Linked DNA regions of Mus musculus: all the other regions are linked to region 1. The links are chromatin loops, found by intact Hi-C in ENCODE. Cell type or tissue: heart. All regions are shown on one strand. Each heading gives the region's core, and the rest is flanking DNA. Links, peaks and the distances in the headings are about the cores only.

Region 1 (10,722 bases), core at 1,042-9,041:
CTTGCCCCTTGCTCCCTTCTTCCTCCGCTCCTCTTACCCTCTCCCATGAACCTCGGGGCCTTGGGCATGGTGGACAAGCACTCACCCCAGGCCCCTGGTGAACTTTTTGCATTAATTGCCCAGTAATGTGAGTTATATGCTAGGGTTAGGAAGAGCAGGTGAGACCCATGTCTTCCTTATCATCTTCATTGACTCTTTGCCTTTTTTTGTCCAAAATTCACTTTTTAAATAGTTAATTTCTAGCAGAGATGCAATTTTCTGTAATTTTAAGTATTTTCTTGATGGCTATTACAAAGAATATACTTTAATTTATCCCAGAGCTTTAGCTAAATTGTGTAACACACACACACACAATCAGCAGTAAGAAAGTCAAGTTTACAGTAAAGGTTGGGCATAACTTGGAAGAAGCGTTGCTCACTCTCTAACGGTCTCTATGAGACCTTTGCTCTGCCGTTATCATACCATAAATCAGTAAGTTGCTTTGTAGGCATCAGTAATCAATTTCAAGTCTCTTGTGAACAGAGACTGTATCTTATATTTTAATTGCGTTCTGTGATTCTACATGGGCCTGGAAAACAAGTGGATCCAGATAAGAAATAGACACGCAGACTTAAAGTAATTCCCAAATCATTTGTATCCATTGCAGAATTGGGATGTGTGGGTGGGTGGGTGTGAGTGTGAGATAGGCCTAATGATTTTGTCTGGTGTTCTAATCTTCAATGTGCTTTAGACAAAGCTTTGAAGATATTCCGCATGGAGTGATTGCTCTATAATGGCCACAGGGTTGCCCAGCTTTCAGAAATTCTTCATATTCCTCACTTCGTGTCAAAGAGACAACCTTGCCTCCTACACTAATATAGAGCACTGAGCAAGGCTGAACTGTGTGGTCCCCTCACGGATTTGGTTTGGTTTTTGAGACAGGGTTTCCCTGTGTAGCCCTGATTGTTGTTGTGTAGGCCATGCTGGCCTCAAACTCACAGAGGTCCACCTGCCTCTGCATCTGCAATGGGAATTAGGCTTCTTAAGCCTTCTGGATTTCAATACGTTTACAGGAATAAAAGCCTTGCAGCTCAGCAGGTTCTGAAGCCGTGAGATTTGTTACCTCTAGCCCAAGCCGGGTGGTGGGTGGTGGCAGCACACACCTTCAATCCCAGCACTTGGGAGACTGAAGCCAGCCTGGTCTACAGAGGGAGTTCTAGGACAAGCAAGACTACACAGAGAGACCCTATCTTAAAAAATAAAAATAAGTAAAAGCAGCTGAAAGGTCAACAGGCAGGCTTAGGGAAACACTACAAAGGGAATGCGAGCCTTGGCACCACCAAGACAGCTGTGCTCACATTTTCCATCTTAGGATATTTGCTGCTATGTTGATATTCTCAAATGGTAAATTTTTAGTTTTTAGATGTATTTATTTTAATGTGTATGAATAGCTTGCCTGCATTCATGTGTACCATGTACATTCCTGGTGCCCATACAGGTCAGCAAAAGGTATTGGATCCTCTTGGAACTTGTACTGCAGGTAGTTGTGAACCACCATGTGGGTGCTGGGAACTGAACCTCTTCCTGTAAGAGCAACAAATGCTCTTCTCTCCAGCCATCTCGAGTAATAATTTGTAGCCCTTTTTGGGCCATAGAATCTGACTGCTATTTACCTCTCCCTCCCTCCCACCATCCTCCTCCCCCTCTTCCATGTACCAGGTATCATGTGTCATGTTTCACCCTCAGAATATCTGTGCACACCATTTTACAGACTTAACTTCTAGAGATGCTGTAGAGAGCTCTGAAGCCATCTAAGGCCAACACACACCTTTAAAGTAATGAGACGGCTGGAAGTCCTTGCATCAAACCTTGAAAGTGTTTTAGACAGAAACTTGATATTTGCAAGAATAAGAATAGCATGCTTATCTCTTCCAGATCTCTCTAGTAATATAAGATGCTCATGGGAAACTCAGCCAAAGCACAAATAATGTAGAGCAGGAGACAAAGACCTTGACATTTTGTGTTTGGTAAGAATAGGAACCTTACAAATCCAGGCTCTTACTGCATGTGGTGTGTGTGATTGCCGCCCTTGGTAACCTTCAAGGACTGTGGTGAACTTCTTAATAAAAGAAGTTCCCTTAAATCAAAACTCATGATTTGGTCAGAGAATCTCAGTTGTGTCTTTAAGCCACCATTTCCATTTCAGGGAGAGGCAGCCACTTCCTATGGCCCTGTGCACAAAGCTGATAGCCTTTAGTAAGTGACAAAGGATTGCACGCCTCCTTTGACTTAAGGGATGAACCTGTCACTTGGACCTTACATCCAGAGTCACCGCTCATTCAGTCAGGACTCTGCTCATGCTGAAAGGATCTAAACTCTAAAGGATACGATTTATGTAAAAACTGGCATTCTGTCAATTACAGAAAACTCCAGAAGATGTCAAGTAAGGCAATATTTCATTTTTTGAGTACTGGATGTCATAATTTTGGTTTCTATACATTGAGTTAAAACATCTGATAGCTCCGGAAACAGGTTCCTATCTGCACCCCACACCACCTGAGCAAGCCACACTGCTTATCCAGACACCCAGCCTAAGGACTCTGCACTTCCACTGTAGACTGTTAGGGGGACTCATTGGGGGGTAGGGGGAACTTACAGAATTTAATGGCTAGGTTACGTGTGTGTGTATACTCATGTATACACATGCTCACTCATGGAATAATATGGGATGCTTGGGTAAGAAAGAATCCATGAGCCGAAATCATCCGTCACAGCTAACCCCCAGCTACTGTGGAGTAACCTCTGTCAGGTGAAGCCACTTTGCTCCCCTCAGCCATGCAGATGTGTGGTTCTTGGCATACAAGGAAGTAAGCATTCACATAGGATGCTCTTTTGATTCATATGCTGCGTTTGTGGCTTGTGGTTGTACAATATTTTATATTTTGTTTTAGAGAGCCAAATTTGATATGATAAAAGCCTAAATCTTGGCAGAGAAAAACTGTCTTCCCAAACACTCTGCTCCGTGCTTTGTGGGAGAAGCATCCTTCAGTCTCCCTGCCTCGGCATTCAGAGAGTGGGCAGCATGGCTTCAGAGTGGTGGTGTACATTTTGCATTCTATTTTTATATTGCTTATTTTTGTTCAGGAATCACAAGATAATTTCAAGTAATCGTGTTCTGGAATCAAGGTTAACTGATTGCAGAAGGAATCTTGTGTTTGTTCTACAGTCTTAAGTGCTCAGGAGAAAGAAAACAAAGTGCCCACGAGTCATTGCGTCCACAATCCCAGTCCTCATCGCAGGACAGACCTGAAGCATGACCTAATTGGTTTCAACATAAAGGGCTTTGGGACATTCGGTATCTCCGGTGTCTCCGGTGTCCACGGTAGATAAAGGTCAGAATGACAGAGGTACAGAGCCTCTGATTCACTCTTCTTCTTCCTGGCTACATAGCCTCTGTGTCAAGCCTTAGAAGTGGTCCAGTAATCAGGTAGTTTCTAGTTCAACTGTTTCAGCAAAGCTGCCCTGTTATCATCAAACACCTCATCAGATCATGCAACTCAGATATGAGGAAGTGTGTGCCTTTGGGATTTTTGTTTTGAGGAGAACAATTTTTGACCTGTAGGAATATTGTTTTATGTTTCAGCTTTAAGCATCACAAACTCTAATTATGAGGTAAGACTTATTTCCCTTTGCTGATTCTCATTTGTAATAATAGCATTTCAGAGTGGTGTGGGAATAATTAAGATGACTTGGGTGGGTGTGAGCTCAGGGTTACTGTTACAGCACATGACTAGCATGCCAGTGTAGTGTTGTTTGCTATATCAAGGCCTACTGTTCATCTGTAAGGAAGAGAAGTATGTGCTTCGTCTCTCAGTTGCCAGGAGGAGAAGTCGTCAGGAAGCACGACAGTTGTACTCGTAACACACGTAAAGTCAGTACGTGTGCATCGGCCCAGTGCCACGTCAATAGAACTGTCGTCTCTGGAAACGCACATCGAACGGCAAGGTCCTGTCACTGTGACCTATACCTGAGAAGTGAAGTGCTTGAAGCAGAGTCACCTCTCAGCACAGTTAGAAGACTGCAGGGCCTTCTGAGGAACAGCTGCCTACTGGCTGGTAGAGCAGATCACTTGGCAGCGGACTCCAGCCTATCTGGTCCATGATGGTTAATTAAGCCGGAACGGATATTAGCCATGGTAAGGGTTATCGGTTGACTAAAGTCTTTGGCCAGTTTAACTCGGCAGACATTTGCTGAGTGACTGCACACGCAGCTCACTGCACTGCATTGTCGAAGCCCTCCAGGAGCTTGTGGTCTGACCCAGGGAACAGATGTGGAAATGCATAAGCAGGACTTTTATTTTAGCATAAAGATACACAAAAAGACTGGGTGCAAAGAAAACCATTGACAGTTTATCCTGGGAGCAGTGACGGTTAGGTTGTCAGGGATGAATAGGAGCCATAGGGAATGGATGGGTTAGGGAATCCACTTGATATTCGTGGCTCAGAGCTTGAAAATTATCAGCAAAATTATGAATAAAATGGAGACAGCCTTACGTGGTCAGCAAGGAAGAGTAAACCGTTCTATTTCTATTGCAGTTAATCTACGGTTTTCCCCGCATCTTCATTTCTTTGGGCATTTCTTTATGCTGCTGCACTTCTCAAAGTAACTTCCCCCTGAGAGAAGTACAAGGAGGTGGTCAGTGTTTGCTGACGACTCCGCTGCCCTTGAGGTGTCATCCCCCATTGAGGGGGGCAGAGATTCTGAGTGAGGAAGTCTCATGGCACATGTAACCCTGGTTATAAATGAAACTCTAAAAATTAAAACATCTTTTACTTTTAAAGTCATGGGTTCTTATGGATGGTTGAAAATGCATGCTAACTCAACTGAACATAACGCATTGGGTATAAGGTTTGTAACTATTCAGCTTTAATGGCCTCAACTCTCTGAGATGGTTCATTTGTTTGGAATGGGGAGTTTGTTTTCACTAGTCAGGGTTTCTGCTGTTGGCTGCCATGCTCAGTAGTGTTAGTTGCCGTTAAATAGCAACCGCTTCTCGTCTGCTGTGAACCTTCCAGTGTCCGAAGATCATGGGATCAGGACTGCTGATTTGTGAGTTGCAGTAAAACTATGTCATATGAAAAGAACCAGACCCAGAGACAGAGATAACAACTCCGGAGAGCTGTTCTGAGGCCGTGAAAAGGCTGTTTTACAAGACGTGTCCGTGTTTGGTCAGGAAAGCCAGAGCGGAAGGTGAATGAAAGAACATTACTTTAAAGGCATCGAAGAGCACACCAAAGGAAGCAGCGTCCAGTCCAGGCATTCCACATGGGCAGACGGATGGGGCTGACACAGGCCAGCCAGCCACCCGCCACAGCCGTGGTTTCCCATCTATGGAGCCAGGACAGAGCCCTCAGGTGCAACTCTAGGGGCTCCTGCTGTAAACACCACAGCTTATACAAGCCTCTTGGCCGGCCTCTCTGCCTCCTTCCCTTCCTCTCTCCCTCCCTCTCTCCCTTCCTCCTTCCCTCCTTTCCTACCTCCCTTAAACTCCCTTACATTCTTTATTCTGAAAACCCTGGCCTAAAAAAATACAAATCCCAGGTAATCCACAAAGTCAGACTCAAGGGCAGCACAGCCACCCAGTAAAAAGCAGCGCGGCGCAGGCTACGTCACAGAGCCCTGTCTCTGAGCAAAAGGGCTGGCACTTGTTGCCGAGGCTGCTGACCTGAGTTCAATCCCCTGAGTATACACTGTTGAAGGAGAGAGCTGACCCTGCTGGCTACCCTCTGACCTCCACGCACGTATACACAAATAAACAACACGTGGTACAAATCAAAGCAAGCCCAAACACAGACTGATTCCAGTCCCTAATAGCCAAGCTTAGAAGTCAAGTCAAACCATGTGAAAGGTGTTCTGAGACGTTGTGTCTCTAATTTAGAGGGCTGTGCCGGAGCATAGTTTAGAGAAAATCGGTAAAATCGGGGGGTGCTTTGACTGACTTCAGTCATGGAGCCTTATGTGGCCACAGAGCCCCACACACCTAGTGGCTGCAGCTCCTTCAAGGTTGTCTGTCTCCTGTAATGCAGATTAGGTCTTTGAGAAGTGTGGCTGCCATGGATGTGTGTGCCACCCGTCTCTAGGCAGCCTCAGCTTGCTCAGACACGCAGCCACTTGAACTGGGTAAACGGGACAGTAAATTAAACACTACTGGGTTTGAGCAAAGCCCACCAGATAGATGTTTACAGCAATTATACAGCCGGGTTAGAGATCATTATATCACTCATTTGAGAAAGACCAGGGCTGGGCAGTGGTGCCGCACGCTTTAGTCCCAGCACTTGGGAGGCAGAGGCAGGCAGATTTTTGAGTTTGAGGCCAGCTTGGTCTACAGAGACAGGACAGCCAGGGCTACACAGAGAAACCCTGTCTCATACAAACAAAAACAGAGAGAGAGAAAGACCAGAATGTAAGTGGGGTCTGAAGAGATTTAATTTTTTTGAGTCCTCCTCAAATACCCATCCAGGTTGCAGAGCTGATGTCAGCCAGGTTCCTAGTGACAAGAGGAGTGTTTCCAAAGGCAAGCTGATGGCTAGACCCTTAGACAGCAGCAGGTGAAGAAGGGAAAGAAGGAAAGAATGGAGGGAGAGAAGGAAGGATAGATGGAAGGAAGGAGGGAAAATCAGGGTGCCTCCAGGAGAGAAAGCATAATCAAGCCAGAGTTCCCACTTAACGTGCTCTCTTCATTCATTAACACATTTACATACGACTTGCTAACTGTATGGATAGGTTACACTTTCTTTTAAAATTTCGGCCCAAGTCCTTATTAAATAGTTTCAAGTTGAAAAATCCTTGGCATAAAACTAGGGAACAAATGGTAAGTATCTCTAAGGTCATATTAAATAGAAACATTTATTAGGAGCATAAACAGGATTGAGGGAGGGGTCCTGTGACAATTCATCCAAAATGAACTTTTGCACTCTACCAATGGAAGTCAGAGGTGCATTTAAGTGACATTGGTCCTGCCTCTGATGACCACTTACTTGGCCCATTTCAATCAAGTGTCAACTTGATTGGCTGTCAGGTTTCCCACGGAAGAAACTGAAGAAGACTTGCTGCCATTCCCTAGCAGTCAGCTCGCTCACACTCACCTGTAGATGCTCACAAACCCTAGATACGGAATTGAATATGGAAATACTGCTCCCCTGGTCTTTCTTAAGGAGTTGAAAGAACAACAGAAGACAGATATGTCACCATGGAAAGGCTGTTCTATGGAGAATGGTCCAAACATGGCATCATGGAAAGGACAGTGCCAGAACATTACAACCATGCAACGAGAAGTTCGGATTAAACACACGGGCTTGCATCACCATGCCAGAGCGTGTATCAGGGAACCTTCTAGGACCCTACTTTGTAGGGTAGCTCTCACCTCACTTGTCTTTTTCTCCACTCCTCTTTGGGTTTCTTACCTCCAGGAGAAATGTAGAAACAGTTGAGTTGAGCTTCATGTACCACCTTGCCCTTGAACTTCCTCTCTGTTTCCTCAGACGAGTGACTGGAGAGTGGCTGGTATGGGGGTGTGGATGGCTGAACAAAGGCCCGAATCATTGTGGCTTCCAGTTGGGTACCAACAACTGACTTCACAACTGAACAAGTATCCCACTTGTAATTTTTCCTTGTACTTTCTAAAAACTCACAAACGATCTCTGTGACCACATTTGAAGGCTGTAAAGTCTCATGTGGCCCTGTCACTCAGCTGTGAATCCGAGCTTCTGCTTTCAGATTTGGAATTCTGAAAGCACTCCTCCTTTCTTGGTTCTTCTCTGCTGCATCATCATTCTGACTTTGCTGCTGTGGTCAGACCTATGCGGAGACAAGCCCTTCCCCAGTGGAGCCCTTGGATGGAAATGTGAACCAAATGGCTTCTGTCAGCCTGTCAGTTCGTCACCTCCTGAAGGCTTGATGAGCTCTGGTCTTTGTATATCAGCACAGGCTGTCTGGCACAGCCTCTTGTGTGGAAGGGTGATAGGCCTGGTCAAGGTGGGGGCCTGGGCCCACGACACAGACGACTCGAGCTGGAATGTGTACTTCCGTGGATTCACGGTGCTGCTGATCTACAAAACTATTTTAAGGAGAGAAAGTGCAGGCCCAGTCCTCTATCTTGGTGCTCCTTTTAGTAGCCAGGAATGCTGGGAACTGTGTGCTTTCGCTGTCCCTCTCCCTGCCTATTTAAGCCTTATGTTCAAGCTAAATATTAACTAGATAAAAAGAGCTGTTTCAGATGATCCCGTGTGAATGTTAAAAACCATATTGCCTCATAGATAAATCTCCATGAGGTTCTAAATAACAATGGCAAACCCGTGTTTCTTCATTCTGCTTTAACACTTGAGAGTTTTCTCTTGTTTTTCTGCCCTGAACCTGTGTGTCAGCATCTCATGATAATGAAGATGTCAAAAGGCGCTTGTTCGTGCCAACAGCTCCTTGGCATCCGGCCCTTACAGAACTCGAGTTCCTTATGTCCGATGTCACACAGGAGGAAGAATGACACCCAAATGCTTGTTAGTGTAGTTTCCTGGTAAGACACCCAGTGGTGTCTGCCGCTGGGCTTCAGTGTCTGGTTGCACTATAGGTTCTTGACCTGCCATTTTGGAAAACTAAGTCTCCAAAGAAGGAAAGTTTTCACTGTGGTCGAATCGTCCAGAGCACCTATTGTGACTAAGACAAAACAAATCCAAAAAAAAAAACAAACAAACAAACAAAAAAACAACTCAGCCACACTTAGATTCTTCGCAGGGCTGAGTGCTGGCAATCCAGCCTGACCTTACAAGAACAGAGGCCAGGAGCCTGTGGGGAAGCAAGTGGGAAATGCCCTGAGATCCTAGATCCCACACACAGTAAGTCGGGATGCAAAGGTTCTGTTGGTGTGCAAGCACAGCGCTCACAGCACACCGGTTTGAGGACATTGATGTTCTCATTTTCCTTAGGTTTGTCAGAGCCCCTAGGATGGATGTGTGTATTTCTCTCTGAGAGAGTCACCAAGTTGAGAAAGCTTGGACCGTCATCTCCCTTTGCACTCTTCATGTGTAGGTGTCTGAGACCATGGTTCTGCATGCAGGGGCTGGAGAGGTGAACCAGAGGCGAGGAGCATTAAAAAATAAAGATTCTGCGTGCACTTGATGGGTACAAAATGAAGTTTTAAAGTCTCAGTGATGACTTTTGGCAAGTTGTTGGTTTGGATTCATAAAGTTTCTTTTTGATACCTGCTTAAAATAGCATTGAAAAGACATGTCCTGTACATTTGGCTATCCCTTAGTCCTATCCTGCGCCTTGGTGAGACGCGTGAGGAGAAAAAGATGTTGTGAGCCTGTCAGAGCTGTCTTCATGCACAACAGCTCCCTGCTTTGAAGGTCTAATTTGGTGTTTTCCTTTCAAATGCCTTTTGCTAATTTTCATTGCTCCGTCATAATATTGCTGTTGTTTTGAATGAAGTTTTGTTTAGTGCTCATGCAGTTCATGTGTTATTTATGTGATTATTTGCATATGTGACCAGGCCCTAAACTAGATACTCACAAATGTATCCTGCAACTGTCTTAACCCGTACTATAGATCTGATAGAGCTGGGTACACACTAAATTTAATAGACAGCTTACTTGGAAAATGGTTAAAATCAACCACAACGGTATTTTTTCCGTTCCTTGCTAAATGGTTACACCATCGTCACACCTAACCTTCCAACATTTGTAAATTTTCTGTACAGACATTTTAAAGTGAAATTGATTATTAAAATTATATTTTTCTAGTTTCCTATCCTAATAACTCATAGCCAGTTTTTCAGTTACCGTGTTCCTTGGAGAGGGAGAGGGAAGGAGGGTTCCAGGCATGAGATGAGCATCAGGTTCTGAATATTTAAGAATAAAGATGAAATGTGTTTGTGAGATGTGCAAATGGAACATAGAAACAATGACGTCTCAAAGCCAAGAAGTTTAGCATCCTGATCTCATTTTCAATCTGTAGCCGCTTGGTTATGAAGCGCTCACCAACTGCCTGTTGGGTAGAGGCAGGGAAGCAGGCTTCAGGGTGTAGGCCGCTCAGCAGCGCTTCTAACAGCACATGCTTTTCCTTTTGGCACGGGGTCTCATGTAGCCCTGGCTCTGACTCCAATGACTGCTTTCATCTATTTAATAATCACTCGAATGAATTCACTGTGACTGATTATTGCGGATTTTCCTGTAAGACGGAAAGGGGGTTCCCTTCCATTGTGTGCTTTGAGGATGCTTACGGCTTGTTGATGTGTTTTTCCCCAGTGTCCATTTATGGAATTTGGTTTTATGATAAGGAAGAGTGCCAGAGAATTGCAAAACTAATGAAAAAGTAAGTATTAAAAGGCCAATCGTGTCCTAGGAGCTGGCACTGTGGCTCGTATTTCTAAATGTGTGAATCAACACTAGCAGGAAGTGGTTCTCAGCTGTCATCCTCACACGACCCCACCCCCACCCCACCCCACCCCACCCCACCCCCAGACCCTGTCACTGCTTAGCATATGAAGAGAGTGAGAAACAGTTTTGCCCTGCTCTCTGCAAACTCAGCTTCTGTGGCTTATTGTTCTCTCCATGTGCTGTGAGCTGTTCCGCGGGGTGGTTTTCTTTGGCATTTTCTTCATTTGTAAATAAGTAGTATTTTCTATGGAAAGTTATGTGTCCATCAGTAAAATGAACATGCAGGGTCACCCTGAAAGGCTGCCCAGAGCCT
Region 2 (10,722 bases), core at 1,723-9,722, 65 kb before region 1:
TAGCTTCCCTCCTAGCTGTGATAGGGATGTGCATACCAAACACACTTTCTTCCAAAAGTTGTTTATGGTCATGGTGTTTATCACAGCAACATAAAGTCAACTAGGAAAGGGGTACAGGAGTAGAGTAAGAAGGATACATGGGTGAGAGGAAAGAATACAGGAAGATTGTTGGCTTAAAGCTGTCTGGGCAGCCCTTTTAGTTTCAAGAAAGCTATTACACTCAACAGACTGCTTTTGATAAGACACACACAAACACACACACACATATACATGCATGCACACCCATATGCACACATACATACATACACATGCACACACATATGCACACATATATATCACATACATACATACATATTATATACATGCACATGCATATGCACACGTGCGCACACACACATGTGCGTGTGCAATCTACCTATAAGGATGATTCTGTGTTCTAGTGTGTTAGTATAGTCTCACTGAAATTTAAGCTCATAAGCTCACACAGGAGCAGTGGAAGCTATAGACCGAGGAAGGAGACTGATCTGACCCTGAGTAAAACCTACAAACACAGGGAGTTCCTCAATTCCCAGTGCTCAGTGAAGCTGCAGACAAGAGACCAGTGCTGACCCAGAGTAGTATCTGACCCTCAGATGAAGGCCAAAGACATACCTCTTGCCCTAAATATCAACGCCACAGAAAAAACTAACTCACAACTCCACTACAGCTTAGCCTTCTCCTGAACATTGTAAATGCCTCCACTCAAAGAAGAAAAGATACTTGAACTTAAAAATAAAAATAAAAAATATGAAAGGAAAGGAAAGGAAAGGAAAGGAAAGGAAAGGAAAGGAAAGGAAAGGAAAGAAATGAAGGAAGGGGACTCAACTGACAACTAGGTTCAGATGTACAAGTCTTAGCATAGAAACAAAAAAAAAAAGAAAATCCAAGATAACATGTCCTTCCCCAAAATTATCAATCCCAGAGAAATGGCCCTTAATGAGAGCAAATTGGAAGAACTTCCAGATAAAAATTTTAAAAACCATAATTATAATTATGTTCAAACAATGTAAAGATGTGAGCTCACAGCAAGAGCACAAAGACCAAGAGCTGGATGAAATGGGGACATCAGTCCAAACATGAAGAGAGAACCGCTGAGGGGAACCTGACCTGAAATGCACTGGGAGAGATGCTGTGCTCCACAAACAAAACCACGGGCTCAGTGGTAAGCTGCGCCAGGAAAACGGACCATGTGGGAAAAGGGTAACATGGCTAGAACACAAGTTAGAGCAATTAGTAAAAAGTGTATGACATCAGCTCTGAGACACCATGAAAAGATCAGATCTTCAAGTTATAGGCACAGAAGAAGAAGAAGAAGAGAAGAAGAAGACTGCCACACCAGGGGCATAGAATATATTTTCAATAAATCCTAGAAGAAAATTTCTCAAACCTAATTAAAAAAAAGAGAGAGAGAGATTATCCAGATACAAGAAGCATGAAGAATACCAAAATCAGAGGACCAGGAGAGAAAATTCTCCACAACAAATTATAGTTAAAACACCAAAAATGCAAGCTAAAGAATGAAAATTGAAGACTGCAATAGAGAATGGTCTCATCACCTCTAAAGGCAAACCACTAGAGTAACTAACACCTGATTGGTTGGGGGTTTTTTTGTTTGTTTTGTTTGTTTGTTTGTTTGTTTGGACAGAAACTTCTAAAACTATATGGGTCTCGAAAGATATATTCCAAGCCCTGAAAGGCCACAACTGCCAAACCAGACTATTATAGCCAGCACAACTATCTGTTAAAATAGAAAGAGAAATAAAAATGTTCCATGATAAAAACAGACTAAGAGAATTCATGGCCAGTAAGCCAGATCCATGGAAGGTAGTAGAAGCATAGTTTCATCAGGAGACGAGGATAATTAGAACAAAGCTGTCACAGAGATAAATAAACAATACTGGGATAACTAATGCCACAAAATCAATAAAATGACAGGAATCAATATTCATCTTTCAGTAATAACTCTGAATAGTAATGGTCCCCTCAAGGATGAGGGAGGGTTGAGTGGAAAGGGGTTGGAGGAAGAGCTAGGAGAAAGGGTTGTTAACACTAAAGATATTTGCAAAGTCTATATGGAACTTACTAGTTTATATGGGGATACGCTACACAGAGGATAATGTTCCTCTTAAAACCCAGAGGTTAACGAATAAAAAACTCAGTGCTAGGTGTGGGATAGATACACCCTACTCAAATGTTAGTAAGGAATGTCCTGGAGGCTCCAAAGGCAATACGGGATATTGCTATTGCTTTTTGTTGCCCAAAAGAACTCAATTGTAAGATTCAATTACTGATGATACCACACACTTTATCACAGAACATGGAGAAATCAAGTTGGTAATGACCAGAAATCTTAATCTAAAATAGTTAACTTTCATTGTACTAACTGTTGGGGGGGGGGTAGGGGGAAAGGCAGTCATGAACAATTTGACCTACCAGGTGTAACGCAATATGCCATAGGTGCAGTAGTAGCATGAATGTTAAGTAGGTAGTAACCAACTGCTTTCTGATTGGACTTAAGGCCCACCTACCACAGAAGGAAATGCATACCTAGGACTGTAAATCTGGCCAAGAACCCATTGTTTGGGGAGCTCATAGGCTCCATGGAAGGACCAACTGCTATCATTTTGCTAAACAGACCTTGTATCAAACTGCCCTCTAAATTTATATCTCTATACTCATACATGAAGGCAGGTCGTGGACCTCATGAAAGAAGTATCTCTTTGCAATGCATAGCAGACACTCAATGCAGAGAATAAGTGTCTGTGAAATGATCTGCTATAAGTTGGACGTCTATATCACAACACCCCCAAAGTTCAGGGACCATTACAGGAGACGGTGATAGAAAGATTATAAGAGCCAGAGGCTGGCAAGAACCAGAGTAAAATGGTGTCTTCAGGATACGACAAGACTGATGGGCTCGTAGCAGCTGTGGTTGCCTGCACAAGACCCATACAAGATCAAGCCAGTAAAAACTCCATCACAGAGAGGGAATAGGCTCATGACACCCTCACACTTCTATCTGAGGAGCTATTGGTGGTTGATAGCTTCTAGGGAGGGAGAATCAGTTTTCTTTAATGGTGTGGCCCTTAGTGCATCAACTGTACCACAGGGGACAGACCCTACAAATGAGGATGTAAGCAGCATAGCCTTGGTCCTGAAGTCAACAGTCAATGCTGAGATGTGTAGCTGATCCAAGAGCCAAGATGGAGTGCTCAGTCTTAAGTGAGACACCTTTCTCAACCCCTCTTCCCCACCATCATCATGGTATAAAGAATACGCTGGGAGAGGAGACAGAAAGAAAGATCCAGGTGGTGGAAAGAATGCTGTGAAGTGTAAACTTCTAGTGTTGACAGGGCTACTGCACTCAGGAATCCACACGAGCTGGGATTGCCATCATTCGACCTACACCAGATCGAGACAGCAAAAATTCCGGCATAGATGGAGGAGGTGCTCTCTAGGCCTCACCCCTTGTTGAAGAGTTATTGGCAATTGATACTTGCCGGAGGAGGGAGAATCATTCCTATAGTTTTCTATTTTAATGTACATCACTGGTAAGTTTTTCATGCTCCAGTAGATGCCAATATCCATACACATATACGCAGCACTAATTAGACTTAGTGGGTTATAGTAAAAATATGACAGCTTGGGGGAGGACAATGTTGAAAGTGAAAACAATGGTAGGTGGATATGCTTATGTCTTATTGCATACATACATGAAGTATTCAAGAATAAAGAAAAATAATATTTAAAAAGAAATGTCTGGGAATGAGGGAAGCATACCTCTAGGTGTGTCCATGTTGAGTTTCTAGGGACTAGTAGATCATAAGAACTCTGAATTGCCTAGCCAATGCATTGCTTCTCGAAAGCCACCATTACAAGGAGGTAGGTAAAGGGACAAGGTGGAGGAAGGGCGTTACCAGAGGCCTTTCCTTGGGGATCATGGATCTTCCTGTGCCCTTCTGCTATCCTTCTCTTTGTTTCCCATCTCTCAAGAAGAGAATAACAGGGCTAGCGCTGTGGCTCAGTAGGTAAAGGTACTTGCTACCAAGCCTGAGGTCATGAACTCTGTCCTTAGGACTCACATGGTAGAAGAAGGGAACTAAGTCATCTAGATTACTCTCTGACTTACAACCCCCCCCACACACACACACACTTTTAAAATGCAATTTTAAAGTGAACAGTAGCCTCCACCACACAGACCTGCTGCTATTGGTGATGCACCACGAGGAACCAAGCCTATCTGTTCTGAATCCTCTGAAATTATGAATTTTTCTGTCAGAAAAAGAATGTAGATCTTGATGGGAGGGGAGATGGGGAGAAACTGGGAAGAGTTCAGGGAAGGAAAGTCATAATTACAATGTTTTATATGAAAAAAATATTTTCAGTAAAGCAAAAATAAATAAAAAAAAACCGTTCTGCCAGACACTTAGTCCTGGAGACAAGAAAAACTACATGTTTAGAAACAACACAGACTTCAACAATAGCATCTCCCAGCTCTGTGCTATGGATCTAGTGGAGCATAATCAGGCGCTAAAGAGATCCGTCTCTGCTGGCATCCTGGTCAGAAGCAGTTCCATCCCTACGCAAAGCCGAGAATCCCGCCCCCGTCTCAGGAGAGCCACGTCTGCACTGGAATCAATGTTCTCCCCCATTACACGTCCAGAGGACCTAGGCCATCTTGCTGTAACCCAATGCCATGCTTTTGAACAATTTCAAGACTGGGTTGGGTCAGAGGTACTCTAACCTCCAGCTAACTCTGAAATACCACGCGAATTTCTGTCAGTGACAGCAGGCTCGGGCACTAGAATTCTACTGCCCTATGTTGCCGTGTGCAAGAGATTAACATTCCTCGCCAGCCTACTCAACAAGAAGGTCTTTCTCCTCTCTCCCTTTAAGGAGCTTGAGGAGGTAAGACTATACCACAACTGACAGATAACCACATCTCATGATAGGATGGGTCATTGGCAGACCTGTATCTGCTCCTGCCTACAGCACGGCCCAGGGCTCTTGGCCCTTCAGCTGATAGAACTTTGCCCAGGATAAACAAGTGCCCTGCCCATAAACAAAGCTACAAATGCTGTGTGCTGCAAGCCCTCAGGACACACATACCAGAATTTTTTAGAACTAGCAGGAAAGGGGTTAACTGCCTTGAGCACCCTCTTGCTTCCTGTGAGAGCCTTTCCCTAGCATGACTGCCACCCAACAACACCTGGGGTCATGCTGTACTAATCCCTGCTGTCTGTAGGCCACATAATGCTTCTAGGGACATCTCTTCCTTGGAGCAGACGGGACAACAAAGGATTGCCTGATAATGATTGGTGGCATCACTCTCCTCCAGTATTTGTTCTTCAAAGGTCCAGAGGAAGAGAGGAGCAAAACCTAACTAGCTATTCATATGTCCTATAGAGCTGGAGGCAGGGCAGCACCTTTAAAACATGCCATTCTTATCCTACCAACCAGCTAACTGCAATGGGACTTCTGAAAGGCCTGGAGTAGAGCGCCCTGTCCCTCGCTGTCAGCTCTCCCATGCAGCTCCATTGTCTCCACAGGTGAGAGGCGTTGCGAACCAGGACTGCGCGTCATTGCACGAGCTTTCTACATAGCCCAGCACTGTTCCTGCCACAGCGTGGTTGGCTGCAGACAACCACAGGGCAGCACTTTAAATTGAGAACTTGGAGCTTTGGGAGCTAGAAGAGCCCTTGAGAACCATCCTAACTCCATCCTGTTTACCAACAAAGAAAACAAACTCCAACGGATGTTCAAATAAATGACTCCTGAGACAGCCAAATTAAAAACAGAGTCTGCCTCCTCCCCTAAAGCCATAGCGTTCCCCACCCCAAGAGGGAAAAAAGGCTTAAATCACAGCCAAGGAGATTTAGAATGGGGATGGAGAACTCGCTGGCAATAAAGATGATTAAATACTAGAACAGACAGCCATAGGGAATTTTGAAACCTTCCTCCCTGGAGACCTGTTAAAATAGGACAGTTAACCATCTGCCTGAGATGATTTAAGTACGGGCCTGCCTTGGGAGGTAGGAAAACAAGGAGCCAATTCGCTCACCTGCCATGTTCTGGCTTCTATAATCACACCTGGGTGTAGATGCATATGCTATGGGGATCCCAGGTTAAATCTGGTTGCGTCCCCACTAGGGCTCATCTGAGTCCATTCTGGGGAGAAGGCAGGAGGAGGCCACAGAGCCCTCTCTGGCTGAGATGGGAAGGTACCTGCAATGGGAGACTCTGCGCTGGACCTTCTGGTAGAGGGAAAGGAATTGAATGTAAATGTCTATTTCTCACCGGCCAGGGACCTTTTGTAACACTTTGCTTCCCAACCCCCTAGCATGTGACAACAGACAGCAGCTATTGTAGGCAGATTAAAGGACTCTACTAAACATAGGCACACCATATCTTGCTTCAGTGTTCAATGGCAAAGCTTAGCACGAAGTAGGAGTCAAAAAAACAGCTTCCCCCGTCTATTTTTTAAATTCAGAATATCTCCGGCCAAGTGAAAATTTCAGAGAGACAGCTCATTCTCGGGACTTTAAAGCTGGACACTAGAGCAACAAGGGACAGCCACTAGCATCCTAGACTGGGCAGAGGAAAACTCTGCCCCCTGGGGTAAGTAGGTCTCCATCCACCAGCAGGGGGAGCACCCACCAAGAGGACCATGCTTCCTCTCCTAGGTAGCACACAGGATTATGAGTTCCATAATGACATTTTCATTCACATACATCACTGTACCCTGCCCATATTCGCCCTCAGTCCTCTGTCTCTCCTCCAGTTCTTCCAACTGGAATCAGCATCCCTTCACTTTCACGGCCTCTCTAAATCTAAAATATCCCTCTTCCCCTTCCTACCCTCTCTCTTGGGCCCTTTCCTCACCCCTCACAGTTCTCAAAATTCCTCCTCAGAGTCCATTGTACTTTCCTGTCGTATGCATGTGTTCATATGTATATGTATATGTGTGCATTTAAATATGTATTTTAGCGTATGACAAACATGATACTTGTCTGAGTCTGGCCTGTTTCCCTTAGCATGATGATCTCTAGCTTCAGCCACTAGGAAGACCCCTCCATGCTCCTTTGCATGTTCCTAAATCTCCTTTGCCATCAAGTTGGATGAAGTTGTCCACATTCTATACCTTGCAAATTTTTATACATGGAATTTAAAACTCCTGACTACGTGGCTCTCTGCTTTGACCGTCAAAGCTTCCTCCCCAGGCCCAACACTCAGGGTGGAATCGAGGGTCTGGTTCATGCGGGACAAGCACTCTACCACCGTGCTATGTCCTAGCAGCAGCCGTGGATTCTTTGAGGACAGGGACAGTCGTCAAACACTGCATGTCCAGAAACTGACTCATGGGAAGCACTTGGGAAATATTTGTTGATAAGTGGGTAGATGAATGGGTGAGTGCAAGACTATGGACTTGAATAAAACTAGGAAATGCTATTTCCCAACTAATCAGAAGCTGGCCCAGCAAACCATACTGACCCCACTGTGCTTATGTGTTTGGGGGTTTACCCTGAAGGAATGAAAAAATAGAGGAGCATTACAGTATGCATATGTACTATACGATACAGTGTACTATAATATACTATATCAGCTTTCTCTGCTGTCCTCATCTTGTCCCCAGGCCTGGCCTTTCCACCTTTAGATGTTGACAGCAGCCCACGATTGTCGGCTCCTTTCAAGTTTTTCCTGTGGTTTTCATTGGCTCTCAAGCATAACACACAGGAAGTGTTCCTTCTCTGCCAGATACCAGGGAGACACAGCAGGGACATACATAGCCTTTGATGTGAACCTTAACTTTGTCACTTACAGGATATGTGGGTTTAGGCAGATCGAGAAGCCTGTCCCTGCACCATCATCCATGCAACAAGAATACAGCTGGAAACAGGCTGAGCTTGGGAGGCCCTGCTCACACATCCCTCAGGATCCTCTCAGTGGAGGACTGGGGACCCAACCACACCAGGTAGCAAGACTCCCTCAAAAGAGAGTGTGGGCACATTACCATACCAGACGAGTACTCCTGACCAGGGCCGTGGAGTTTTCAGAAACGCTACCACCCACACCTGAAGCTTCAACCCAGCTTGACGAGGCTGGGGAAATGGCTCTGTTGGCAACGTGCCTGCAGCAGCGGCATGAGCACCTTGAGTTAGATCCCTAAACACCCACACAGAAGCTGGGTTTGGGTCTGTAAGTTTAGCACCAGGACGCAGAAATGGGAGCATCCCCTGAGATCGCTGTGCAGCCAGTCCAGCCAGTCAGTAATCTTCCAGGTTCATCAGGGGGCCCTGTCTCAAAAATACAGTGGAGAGCAATCCAGGAAGAAACCTAATGCCAACCTCTGACCTTCATATACACATGTATCTTAATACACACGTATGTACATACATTACACTCATGAACACATGCACACACACACACAAAATAAAAAATAAAAAAATAGGAAGAAAAGAGAATCAGCTGACCAGGCTGGTAAACCTTCCTTATTCACCAAAATGCACCCCAAAGAGATCTAAGCCCTTGTGGGTGTACTTTGTAGAATGAGAGATACTCCCTTCCTGACTTGTATTTCCAACACAGGGGCTTTAGAAATTGTTCAATCCGACTGAATTCTATAAATATTGCTGATATGAAAAGCCACATTCACATTGTCTACTTCAAAATCCAGGCCCGAGATGGCAGCATCACCTCAGGGATACGGACCAGGGAGAAACTGTGGCACAGCTATTTACACTGGGCCCCCGTGTTCTGAGCCATTCGTCCATAACTCAGAGGACGCGACAAGGTCGCTAATAAACACTACTGAACTGTGTCTCGGGTTCTGCATAAAAAATATTGCAGCCCCAGTGAACACCAAACAAGTGTAATGGATTGGTTTAATTCACGTCTGGACACCCACAAACACAGTCTCCTGACAACATTGCTGCTTCCAGCCAGCTTTTACACCTGTCATTCATTCTGAAACATCAACTGTCCTCGCTCCAACTCCAGTGACAGTGAGAGGCGATGGAAGCAAAAGCAGATGCTAATTTCATCCTCAAATCTTTTTGTTAAGAGCAAAAGAGGCCGTTCTTAACATGCTCATCTTAAAGCATGCAGATGAGCCTCCAGGCTGGCTATGCCAGACTCCCTGGGTCACTCAGAAAGCAGTGGGTGGCAGGGAAATTACTGCTCAGGCAAGTGCGCGTCTTTGGCACTGAGGCTGACATACCATACTGTTGTGTGCACGTGTGTAAAATCTAAAAGGGAACTAATGTAAGCAGAGGTGGAGGGTGTTTAGGATTGAAGAGTTTTCCCCAGGTTGCACCCAGAATAGTTTTGTGATCCAAGCTGGCAGTTCCTACCAAGGTCACCTGGGTCAGCCCTGCTTGGCTTGGTAGCTTGAGGAGTTTCAAGTGGGAGCATATGGTCACATCATTCGTTCCAAGTCACACATAGATACACATGAGGACACACGCATACTACACCACACACATGCCACATATGCACACACCATATACCTTACATGTTAAGTATTCATACAACCTACTCACTCCACTTAATGTACATGGAACACACATACCACCACATAATACAACATGCATACCACACACATACACATTACATGCCACACATTCCATATGCACGTAAAGATAACACATGCACACATCACACACAAATACTGGATGCAAAACACACACATACTACACAAGCCTATATGTGTATGATTTACCCCACACATTGCATACATCCCCCCCCCAGACACACACACACACACACGCATACAGAGTATACTACATTTTTGTCCCTATATGGAGAGATGGCACAGATGATCATCACATGTTCATAGGTGGGTTGAGCAGAAACAGCTCCTGCTGCTCTCTCACTCCTGTAAAACAGCTGTTCCTGCAGAAGCCGGGATTCTCCAAGCATCTTGAAAAAGACTCTGCGGAATCTGGAGAACTCTTTACAAAAACTTGGAAATCAAAAGTCTTCAGAAGAAGCTAGCGAGCTATTTACTCCAAAACTAGCATCCACATACTTCTTTCTGTATACTGAAATCTACTAATCCACTATCAGAACCAGGCCGCCATCTCAGTCGTAAATGCCTCTGGACTCCCTAGGCTATAATACGGGTCATAAGGCAGTCTTCTCTGGAGGAAATTAGACATCCCATTGTTGGGAGCATTTTCATGGTATTTCTGGCTAAGGAAACTCAGAGATGGTCGTGGACAGATGAACAGCAGGCCTCTGTGTCCTTTTGTCACAGCTCACAAACAATATCTCGGGAGCAACTCTCATTGGGTACGCTCTGGGAAGGTCTAGGGCCACTGTTGTCCTTCCTCAGACTGGGCTGTATCTGGGGAGCTTAGATTCCCTCAAACACAAAGAAAAAAATATAAAATCCAGGAAGAGAGGATACAGCAGACCTTTGTCTTATGACCTAATGTGGTTTTAGAGTCCCCATTCTGTTGCTGGCTCTCCAGCTTCCATTGCCTTCCCCTGGTCTCTACCTGCTTGATTCCTTCTGCCTCAGTGAGGTTACCCTAGTGCAAGTCTGTCCCCACCGCATCGGTCAGCCCTTCAGCACTGCGGATGATGACCACATATCTTTGGTCATCAGGTGCCTGGTTGAGGTCCTGACCCTTCTATGCAACTCTGCCCTTCTGGGGCCTATGCCTGGACTCTAGAAAGATG
Region 3 (10,722 bases), core at 834-8,833, 49 kb before region 1:
GCACCTGAGGAGACAAGTTAAGAGGAAGGAACATTTATTCTAGTGGAGGGTCTCAGAGGCGTTAGCCCGTGGTCCTCTAGCCCTGTCACTTTGGCCCTAAGGTGAGGCTGAGCATCACAGAAGCAAACGCATGCACAGAGGGGGCTGGTCACTACGTGATGGTCAGGAACCAGAGACAGAACACCTGGCCTCCCACGCTTCTTCCTTAAGCTTCATGGGAGACCCTGCCTATGGGATGGTACCTCCTACATTTAATACTAGTCTTCCCACCCCAATCCCCCAGTTAATCCTCTCTGGAAACACCCTCGAAGGTACTCCCCCCCCCCAGGTGTGTTTTACTAATTGCCTAAACTTCTCAGTTCAGTGAAGTTGGCAGTCAAGGTCAACCTTCATAAATCTGCCCTTTGGCAACTCAACACCTCAACACAACTCCTTATATCGTACGTCATCCCCCAAGTAAAGACAACGACTAAGTCACAATTTTGCATGACGTGACCATTATAAATACAAGCATAAGTGTACAACTTCCATCTCCAGAAGTCTTGGCAGTTTTCGTCGTGTTCAAATATCCAAATCCAAAACGTCTTGAGGCTCAGAGCAAACTCTTAGCTATGAATCTCTTTTTTAAAAAAGAAAAACCACAAAACAATTCATATACTGCCAAGTCAATGACACCAAAGAAACATTGCCACACCAAAAGAGATGAATAGGAAAATAGTAAGGAAAGATTAGACCAACTCAAGACCCAAACCCAGCAGGGCAATCAGTAAACCCTGTAGCTCCACCAAGCTGGCCTTGTACCGGCACCAAAGGACTAGGTGACCTCCACCCTGTGTGGCCTTGCCACTTGCAGCCCACATGCCTTACTCCTGCTCAGCAGTTACAGTCTTCCTCAGGTCATACACCTTGCTCTCAGCATCTCTAATCCCCCGCAGTTACTTCTAGTTGCTTCGATAAAACACCATGACCAAAAGCAGTTTATGGAATAAATAGTATTATGATTTGGCTTATGGCTCCAGAGGGAGAGTCCATAACAGGAGGGGAGGCTTGAAAGCAGATTGCCAGAGCAGGAAGCTGACAGATAACATCTGCAACTGAGGCCAAAAAGTGGAGAGCATACTAGGACTGGGGAAGGCTATAAACGCCCAAATCTGGCTCCTGGAGATGTACTTCTTCTAGCCAGGCTCCATGTCCTAAACATCCAATAGCATCTGAACAGCACTATCAACTGGGGACCAAGTGTCAAATACCATGGGGGTCATTTTCCCTAAAAACACCACAGTTTTCAACTCTAACTTAGGCCCCATCCTCATAGCTTCACACATCTGCTCTCTTGGGGGCTGTCTGCAAGAATTCTAACCCTGCCACACATTTTTAGACACCCCACCCCACCCCCAGACATTCTAAGTAGAACCCTCCATGACCCTGTAACTCTTGTGTTCTTCATGTCTACAAAGCTAGCATCACACAGATGATGCTATCAACTATTCAGGGAGCTCTTGGGCTATTAGCCTCAGACCAGGACTGCATCTTTGGCCTCCCTTGTTTGGAGCTTCTAGTTTCTTTTTTTTTTTTTTAAGATTTATTTATTTGTTATATGTAAGTACATTGTAGCTGTCTTCAGACACTCCAGAAGAGGGAGTCAGATCTCGTTACGGATGGTTGTGAGCCACCATGTGGTTGCTGGGATTTGAACTCTGGACCTTCGGAAGAGCAGTCGGGTGCTCTAACCCACTGAGCCATCTCACCAGCCCTCTAGTTTCTTAGATTGAGAAGCTAACAGATTCTTTGGCTCCCCAGCATGCGAGGTATCTGTATTGTATTATCCAGCTTTTAATTATGTAAGCCAATCTAATAAACACAGAGACAGACAGACAGACAGACAGACAGACAGACAGTCTGTTCCTCTGGAGAACCCTAACTAACACACTTGCTGACCTGATGTTGGCTTGGGATGGGACAGGAGATCAGCTGGCACTGCCTCAGCTTTGCTGAGGTACCTCTTAAATCAGCTTCTCCAGATGGTGCAAGAAACATAGAGCCGTGGAACAGGTTTCTATGTGGTTGATGGTCCGTTTTCCTTTCTGAATTTAAATAAGGACTAATTATTCCTATCAAAGTAGATCTCCCTCTTTTTGATACAGCCACAGAACAAAAAAAAAAGCATGCAGGGAATATAGGTTAGAAGGTATGATTTGGATATGGAATACTCAGCATAACCCTTTTGGGCAATGCTAGATGCTTTAAGAGAACAAGGAGGCATTTTCAGGACGCTGGGGATATGACCTTGAAAGCACTGATGGCACCCTAGCCTCTTCCTCTTCACTTTCTTACCACGAGAGCATGTTCTACCACATACTCCAGCCACTATGTGATGCCACAAAGCAATGGGATCAATTAATATTCGATCAATTGAACACAAACTACAACCTCAAAATGGTGAGTCCAGTGTTCTCGACTGATTATCTCAGGCAGTTGTTGTTGATAGCAACAAAGAGCTGACTAGTCAGTCCAGTATTACAGCAGCTGAGTCTGTATCCCTCTTCTAAGGATGTTGTGGATAGGATAATGCCTGGACAGAGATGGCTCCATGGATAAGTGAAGGTTGGGAGATCAGCCACGTGCACTTTCCTCACAATGAGCCTCCTGGTGCCTGGATAGGCCACTTATCACTCCGACATAGTGCTCACAATGTAGTCAATTAAAAGACCTCAACAAATACACCCTGATTGATTGAGTCTGTTTCCTTTGAGCCAAGAGAAGGAAACATGAACTCAGCATCTCTCCAGTCCCTGCCACAAAGCCTCGCAAACTTCTGTGCTGGGTACCAAGAAAAGGCCTTGGCTGTTGCCTACTCTGACCTCTTCATCCACTCTGGAAAGATCAACCAGGGTAGAAACCCATGTTTCCTGCCCCATCCCAGTGCTCTCTCTCTCTCCCAAATACCCACCTGACACTGTGACAGAATCTGTAATCAAGGTGACACCGAGCCAGCAGTAGTAGTGACAAGGACTGGGCTTGTAAAGAAGGGCTGGGTGGATGTGTGCCTTGTCAGCCTTGGGCAGTGTACACTGACCAAACTGAGTCTACAGGGATGCCTAGAAGCAGGGTACCCTACAGAGCGAGAAAGAGACAAAGAGAGACAGACAGAGTCAGAGGGGGGGGGAGAGGAGAGAGGAAGGGGAGAGACAGAGACACAGACACAGAAACAGACATAGACAAAGAGACAGACAGGCAGGCAGAGACAGAGTCAAAGAGACAGAGAGAGGAAGGAGAGGAGGGGGAGAGTGAGGGAGAGGAAGAAAAGAAGGAAAAAAAGAAGAGAAGAGGAATGAGGGAGGGAGGAGAGGAAGGAAGAGAGAGGAGGGGCAAGTGAGGAAAGTAGAAGAGAGAGAGAGAGAGAGAGAAGCCATGAGGAATTGCTCCCTCAGCAGGTAGAGATCCCTCCTGAGAAGATCTTAAACTCTAATTTCTATTCTGTGTCCATACATTTCATTTTACAGGAGACGTGGTGTTAAAGAACTAGAAAGTGACCAAAAAAAAAGAAAAGAAAAAGAAAAAAACATGAAAGTCTTGTTGCCAGAACTGAGCCTGTCCCCAGCATGGAACTGAGGATACAGGGAAGGAAAGACTTGCTGCGCCGTGATCTAACCCTGCAGCTCCCATCCCAGGATTTCCTCGGTGGTAGAAGTAGGAGCCACTGAATGAGGTGTGGGTTTGAAAGATGACTCAGACATACATTAACCTGCAGAACACTAGATGCAGTGCACTGCCAAAAGAGGGGCTATTCATCAGCCTGATCGCTTTCTTCCTTCTTTTCCACAGTAGACCAAGAACAGGTAATCATTTTGAGTCTCGGTACAAAATGAAACTTTAAGACTCCTTGTTCAAACTATACTAAGCATTTCCAGACTTGGGTATCAGGGTGTGAACCCAATGTGAAGCCCTTCTTAGAGGGGACTATACAAGCTACAAGCACAGGGTAGTCCCTACCTTCCAGAGCATCCTCTTTTTATGCTAGGTAAAATGGATGTTTTATTTTTAGGTACTCGCTATGAGCTGAATGTGTTCCCAAAAATTGATGCATTGGAAAGTTAATCCTCCAAATGTGCCCGTGGAGCGCTTAGGTCTTGAAAGTGACACCCCCTGGTGGACTAAGGTCACAGTGAGAATCGATGTAGAGTAGCTTTGCACTCTCTTGTCTTAGTACCTTCTGAGATGTGATGCACCTACTGTACCTACCCCAGCCTATGGCACCATAAAGTTGGATTTTCTTTGGCTCCCAGGACTGTAAGAATAAATTTATATTCTTTGTAAACTACCTAGTAGGTACCTAGTCTTGTACCTACCGACAATTATATTGTAGCAGCACAAAAGAGCCAAAAGGTGAACCTGCCTGTACACAAGTCCAGACTGCTACACATGCAAAGTCTCCAAGTGACCCTGAGCAAGGCATAGAAGCACTCTGATCCTCATCTGGCACAACTGTGGTACAGAAATGATGACATAGAAAATGTATACAAGTTGCGCTGGGTGGCACAGGCATAGAATCTCAGCAGCGGAAGCTGGGGCAGGAGAATCACATTCTTTAAGGTCTATCTGGGCTACAGAGTGGGTTCAGGGTCAGTCTGGTCTTTTCATGTTTTAAAATCTTCCCATTAACTAAAATTCTACCTTTTTTTTTTAAGTAGAAAAAGCAGGGCCTGTGCACGTAGCTGGGTCTTAGCACTACTTGCCTTCGTTTCAATCATCAATATTGAAAAATAGATTTACACAAAGCCACTGACATGAAGCACATAAAAATCAGCCTTACCGGCTGCTATAGTAGCTAGAGTGGATAAAGAAATGCCCCGGAAGCCTGTCGGTGACCACTAAACAAGGTCTCCATAGGTGATCTGGTCCAAGGGACTGCTCTGCAAAAAGCTTGTGTATGACCCAAGAACTCACTCGTGGCCAGAGTAGAAATTACTAGTTGGCAAATTGAGGTTCCACATGGGGAAGACTTTTCTGTTGTGCCATCTGCGGAAAGAAGCTAATGAGTTCTCCATTTGCAAGGGCATCCAAGGAGGCTGAGCCACCACCTTGTCAATATGCAGAGCAAATTTATGTATTAGGCAGATGGCTCTCAAGTTTTTTCCCACCCTGAGACTCTATAGATTCTGTGTAGTTTCAGGGCTTCTATTCTGTAGCTACAGTGACTAATTTTATTCCTTCCATGGCCCTCCACCAAATCAGCCTTCTGTCTTCCCTCCTTTCCTGCTCCACCACTCCACTACAGCCAAGCATAGAGCCAGGCTCAGGAAGCCCGAGGTTTTCTTCTGTCACACCCTGTGCAGTCCACCTGTGCCTGGTGCTCAAACCTCCTTCTCTCATCCTCACCTCAGGAAACCTAGTCTGCTTAGCAGATTCATTAAGGAAGGAACTCGCACTGCGGTGTCGTGCAGAGACAGACAACCCTGGCACCTGTGGCAGCCCCTGTGGCTCGTGACCCTGGGTGTTTAATCTCTCTGGGTTTCACTGGTGTAGCAGCTGAAAGATCTGGATAATGTCAGGGACTGATTTATGAGGTTATTCTAAGGACATTCGCTGGTGGGTTTCTAGTCTTGTATTTTGTTTGTCTTTTAGTGTGTGTTTGGGGGGGGGTAATTGGGAGAGCCCTGAAAAAAATCCTACTCCCTTTATATTGTGTCCAAAACTATTGTGAAGCTTGCCCTCCGCGTTTGCATCACGATGCTTCTTGGTAAACAACAGGAAGAGAACCTTGCAAAAGTGTGTCTTCTCTCTGCAAAGTGTAAGGAGTACGGGGCAAACAAATGTGGGCTGGAAGGTGGCTCTGTGAGGGGAAAGTGCTCGCTCTGAAATGTGAGGGCCTGAGCTTAGATACCCGGGATCCACACGGTCTGATGTACCTGTAATACCCACCATCCTATGGTGAGGTGAGATGTAGAGACAGAGAATCCTGGAGCCTCACAGACCAGCTGGCCTGGAAAACAGAACCTAAAATACAAAGAGACTTTCAAACAGTGGGAGGTGAGGACTGACAACCCAGGTTGTCCTTTGATCTCTGCATACAAGCCAAAGCACACAAAGACCTGCATTCATACACGTCATACCCGCACAACAAAGAAAACTATTTTAAAGATTTTTTTAAAGAAAAAGAAACTTAAAACCACCCTACCATTTACATCTTAGAGATGTCATTATATGGTAAATGATAAACACACTTAAGGTACATATTTCCTATCAAATAATATTTAGCACATCATGAGTACTATATACTAGCCTGTGAGAAAACCAAGTGAATTTCTCTGACCTCCAGCTGGCATGGCCTCTGTTTTTCCCTTTCCTGTGCCCACCATTCCATTCCATACCACCCAGGGCCTTGGAAGACACACACACAGTGACTAGAGAATCACCCAGTTTGGCTTCTGATTCCCACCCCCAGAAGTAGGTCATTGGGGGCGGGCCTTGTCATTTTATATCCTGATCCACTTCCTGTTCATTTTCTGCACCCTCACTGGAGACACGATGTGATCAGATGCTCTATCACTCCTGAGGCCATGCCTTCCCCATCTTGGCGAAATATATCCCCTGTAACTGTAAGCCAGAGTAAATCCTTCCTTCCTTTCACCGCTTGTCTTGTGGGTTTTGTCTTTGCAGCAACAAGACAAATAACTAGCATACCCAAACATTATGTTGAGAGGAAATCTCCATTGTTTTTACTAAGATAGTTCTATTTCAGCATAAATTTTAATGCTATATTTTAAAAGTCATATTTACCATATAGTAAGTTCAATTGTCTGCCAATCAGTCCAACTAAACTATTTTCTTCTCTAATCAGTTAAATCATGCTCAATATAGAAACAATGTCTATAACATCAGCCACTGATGTGTGCAATGCCTATGCTTGGTGCTATACAGGGTATTATCCTTCAACTTTATCCCAGCTTCCTTCTCTTAGCAGTGATATACTGGCACCAGCTTATACTAGCTTGTGAGAGAACACTTAAATTTTCAGAACTTCTGTGAGCCAGAACAAAAACGAAATTATACCAACTTAAAATCAATTGATTTACTTTAGGAATATAAGATAGAACTACTCAAAATTTCATCACTTGCTATTTCACTGCATCTTAGCATCATCTCTGTTCTCGGAAGTACTTATATCTTTTGTATCTATAGTTGGTTAAATAATCCTGTGTTGCTGCAAATGTCTTCCACGCTCACTGATGAACGCACTAGCATTATGAGATCAAGTAATAGCAAGGATAGATACAAGGGCAGCAAGCTTGGGCCAGTGAGAACACTTAATGGGTAAAGGCTTTTACCACTAATCCTGGTTACCAACACTGAGTTAGATTCATGGAGTCCATATGAGGGAGAGAGAGGACCAGTTTCTGAAAGCTACCTTCTGATCTCCACTCACATGCTGTGCTGTGTGTGTTACATCCTCCTACACACATAAATACATAATAAATGTAAAAACCAGCTTTCTTAGGTTGCCTGGCTACCTGGTTTCTTATGCCCCAAGGTCACTAGACTTCTTGATCAGTTTCTCCAGAGTCTTACTTTTCTGTACCACCAACCCATCTGGATTCTTGGCATTTTGTATCCCCTTATGTCCAGATAGGACCTTCCCCTTCCCACTCCATAGGTCAGGAAGCATCTCCATGATTTCACGCCCCTGATCTGCCAATCACATGCCCCTATGCCACCAGCTAGGGTCCACTCCTTTCTATACCATAGGCTGCCCAGATCTTCTGATATCCCATCTTACTGCACCATGAGTTTGGTTTTACTCCTTCCTATCTGTGATGGTTTGTACATGCTTGGCCCAGGGAGTGGCACTATTAGAGGGTGTGGCCCTGTTGGAGTAGGTTTGTCACTGTGGCTTTAAGACCCTCACCCTAGCTGCCTGGGAGTCAGAATTCTGCTAGCAGCCTTCAGATGAAGATGTAGAACTCTCAGCTCTTCCTGCACCATGCCTGCCTATATGCTGCCATGTTCCTGCCTTGATGATAATAGGCTGAACCTCTGAACTTGTAAGCCAGCCCCAATTAAATGTTGTCCATTTAAGAGTTGCCTTGGTCATGGTGTCTGTTCACAGCAGTAAAACCCTAACTAAGACACCATCCCACAAGGTTTTTAATTCCTTGGGGACTCATTCCTCATTCTGCTAAAGTAACCTGAAGTGGAAATTTCTGAGGTTTTTTTTTTGCTTGTTTTTGTTTTTGTTTTTGTTTTTTTTTTTTTTTTTTTTGAGACTCACTGTGTCATGTTTTGCTGGAAATTTTCTTATGAGAGGATGTTTTGCTGAGAACAGACACATGGTGTTTTTTCTGGAAGTTGCCTGGGCAAAGGGCATGTGATATTTTGCTAGAGTGGATGCTTGAGAGAACCCAAGATGTTTGGAAAGGGTATAAATATAACCCAACAGGCAGTAGATGACACTGTGGTATTGGTTCACCTTGCCACTCTTTGCTGATCATTGTCATGACTTCATACAGAGAAATGAATCAAAGAACTTCTGGCAGTGTTCCATTGGCTTCTTGCTGCTTCCTCGGACTTGGGCCAATTGACAGTCTCAAGATTTCTTCTGGATTGAATTGCCTTTGCTGATTTCTGAATGGTGTTTGCGAGTGGATCTAGATACTGCTACTGATTTGTGTGCACTGAACTGCTGATATCTTGACAGTGCAGATTGGATTAGCTCCAAAGAACTAATTCTAAAAGAGCCAACATCTTCCTTTCCTATACTAACCTTTCCTTTCCACTACCTCTGGTGGGTGGTGGACTAGGAGAGAGGTTAAAACATTTATGTACCCTTATTAAACTAGGTTTTGAGAACTATAAACATATAGCATTACTCCCTAGGCCTTCCAACTCTAAACATGACTTTCAGGAATCTTATACTCCTAAACTTCAGTTGATCAGAGCCTTTTCAAGGTAGTATATGTAGGTGGAAAAGTCATCTGGCGGCAGAGAACAGGACAAATGAGTGCTGTACCATCCTGTGACTAGTGACTATTATCACAAATAGTAGTTGATTATTAAAAGGAGACTAAGTATAGGACTCACATCCCTCAAATATCGATCTTATAAAGAAAAACAATGTTTCAACCCTCTTACCACTTTTCCTCCTGAATATTATATATAACTACAGTAAAGGAAGAAAGAAAGAGAGAAAGGGAGAAAGAGAAAGAAAGAAAGAAAGAAAGAAAGAAAGAAAGAAAGAAAGGAAGGAAGGAAGGAAGGAAGGAAGGAAGGAAGGAAGGAAGGAAGAAAGAAAGAAAGAAAGAAAGAAAGAAAGAAAGAAAGAAAGAAAGAAAAGAAAAGAAAAAAGAGAATGGAAGAAAGGATAACGGAAAAAAACACACTCAACTACTCATGATAGTCAAGTCCTAGCATAGGAAAAAAAATAGCATAAAAAGCCACAACAACCTAGCCCCTTCAAAAATGTCTAATCCTATAGTCATGGACCTCAATGAAAATGATCTGAAAGAAACTCTAGACCAAATTCATAAAAATTATTATAACTACATTCAAATAACTTGAGGAAGATATGAATATACCTCAAAAGAATAACAAAAACAAAAAGCTGAATAAATGAGGAAGTGAATCAAAGATGTGAAAGTAGAATCCAATAAAGAGACAGCACTAGTAAAGAAAACCAAACTGAAATGAAACTCTAAATGAAAAACTCAGTAAATCTAAACAAAACTCTCAGTAGAAAACTTCATGAATGGAATAGATAGTGTGAGAACAGTATCTGAGGTGGATGCAAAGCAGAGGAATTGAATCAGAATGGTCATTTATTTTTTTTAAATATGAACAGACATGAAAGAGCTTTGGGACACCATAAAAAGACAAATTCTTTAAATCGCAGGCATGGAAGAAGGGGATACCACACCAAAGGCATAGAAAATATCTTCAGTATAATCATAGAAGAAAATTTTCCAAACCCAAAGAAAGATATAATCTAGAGGAATGCAGAACACCAAATAGAGAGAACCAAGAAAGAACCCCTCCACAACCTATTATAGTTAAGACACTAATAGCACAGAATAAAGAATGGGTATTGTAAGCTTTGAGAGAGAAAGGTCAAGTTGCCTATCAATATGGACCTACATGAAAAATACCTGATTTTTTTTGGGGGGGTGGGGTCGAGACAGGGTTTCTCTGTATAGCCCTGGCTGTCCTGGAACTCCCTTTGTAGACCAGGCTGGCCTTGAACTCAGAAATATGCCTGCCTCTGCCTCCCGAGTGCTGGGATTAAAGGCGTGCACCACCATGCCCGGCTTAATACCTGATTATTTAATGGAAATGTTCAAAGCCAGAAGTGTTGGGAAGATATATGCCAAGCCCTGAAAGACCACAATTATCAACACAGGGTATTATACCTAGAAAAACTATCCAGAAATAAAAGTGTTCCATAATAAAAAATAGACTAAAGGCCATATGGAAACCTACTACTTGAGAAGATTCATAGTCATACAAAGGGAAACATTACAACGATGCCAATGAAACTCAAAAAAAATCACAAAAACATTCCACTAAGCTGAAAAATTGAAAAGAAGTGAATAAATTTTTAGATATATGTCACATACCAAAATTAAACCAAGAAGAAATAAATTATTTAAACAGATCAGCAATGGGTTTGAAGCAGAAAAAAATAAAAGCCTAAGACCAGATGGATTCACCACAGAATTTTACACCAATACT

Evidence for each region. A loop is a pair of places that touch in the nucleus more often than their neighbours do. Peaks named below come from ENCODE experiments on the same cell type or tissue, not always from the same donor. Only the 100,000 strongest peaks of a DNase experiment are listed, where the experiment ranks them.
Region 2: it touches region 1 in a loop (2.2-fold over the local background); 3 of 42 quality-filtered maps call a loop at or near these places.
Region 3: it touches region 1 in a loop (2.0-fold over the local background); 3 of 42 quality-filtered maps call a loop at or near these places.

The regions. Positions count from the first base shown.
Region 1 is chr6:119,188,651-119,199,372 of GRCm38, forward strand. It overlaps Dcp1b (decapping mRNA 1B), which reads left to right. Exons shown (of 9, transcript NM_001033379.3): 4 at 10,278-10,344. It also overlaps a transcript of Cacna1c not described here. Among named protein-coding and RNA genes, the nearest start is that of Dcp1b, 19 kb to the left of the region's middle. In heart, for the core only: no CTCF peak of the experiment used is centred there; DNase peaks (open chromatin) are centred at 5,171, 6,151 and 7,981; H3K4me3 peaks cover 4,760 bases; H3K27ac peaks cover 5,708 bases; H3K27me3 peaks cover 723 bases.
Region 2 is chr6:119,123,158-119,133,879 of GRCm38, forward strand. It overlaps a transcript of Cacna1c not described here. Among named protein-coding and RNA genes, the nearest start is that of Cacna1c, 20 kb to the left of the region's middle. In heart, for the core only: a CTCF peak has its summit at 6,681 (motif pointing right); a DNase peak (open chromatin) is centred at 9,344; H3K27ac peaks cover 750 bases.
Region 3 is chr6:119,140,041-119,150,762 of GRCm38, forward strand. It overlaps a transcript of Cacna1c not described here. Among named protein-coding and RNA genes, the nearest start is that of Dcp1b, 30 kb to the right of the region's middle. In heart, for the core only: a CTCF peak has its summit at 4,139 (motif pointing left); no DNase peak of the experiment used is centred there.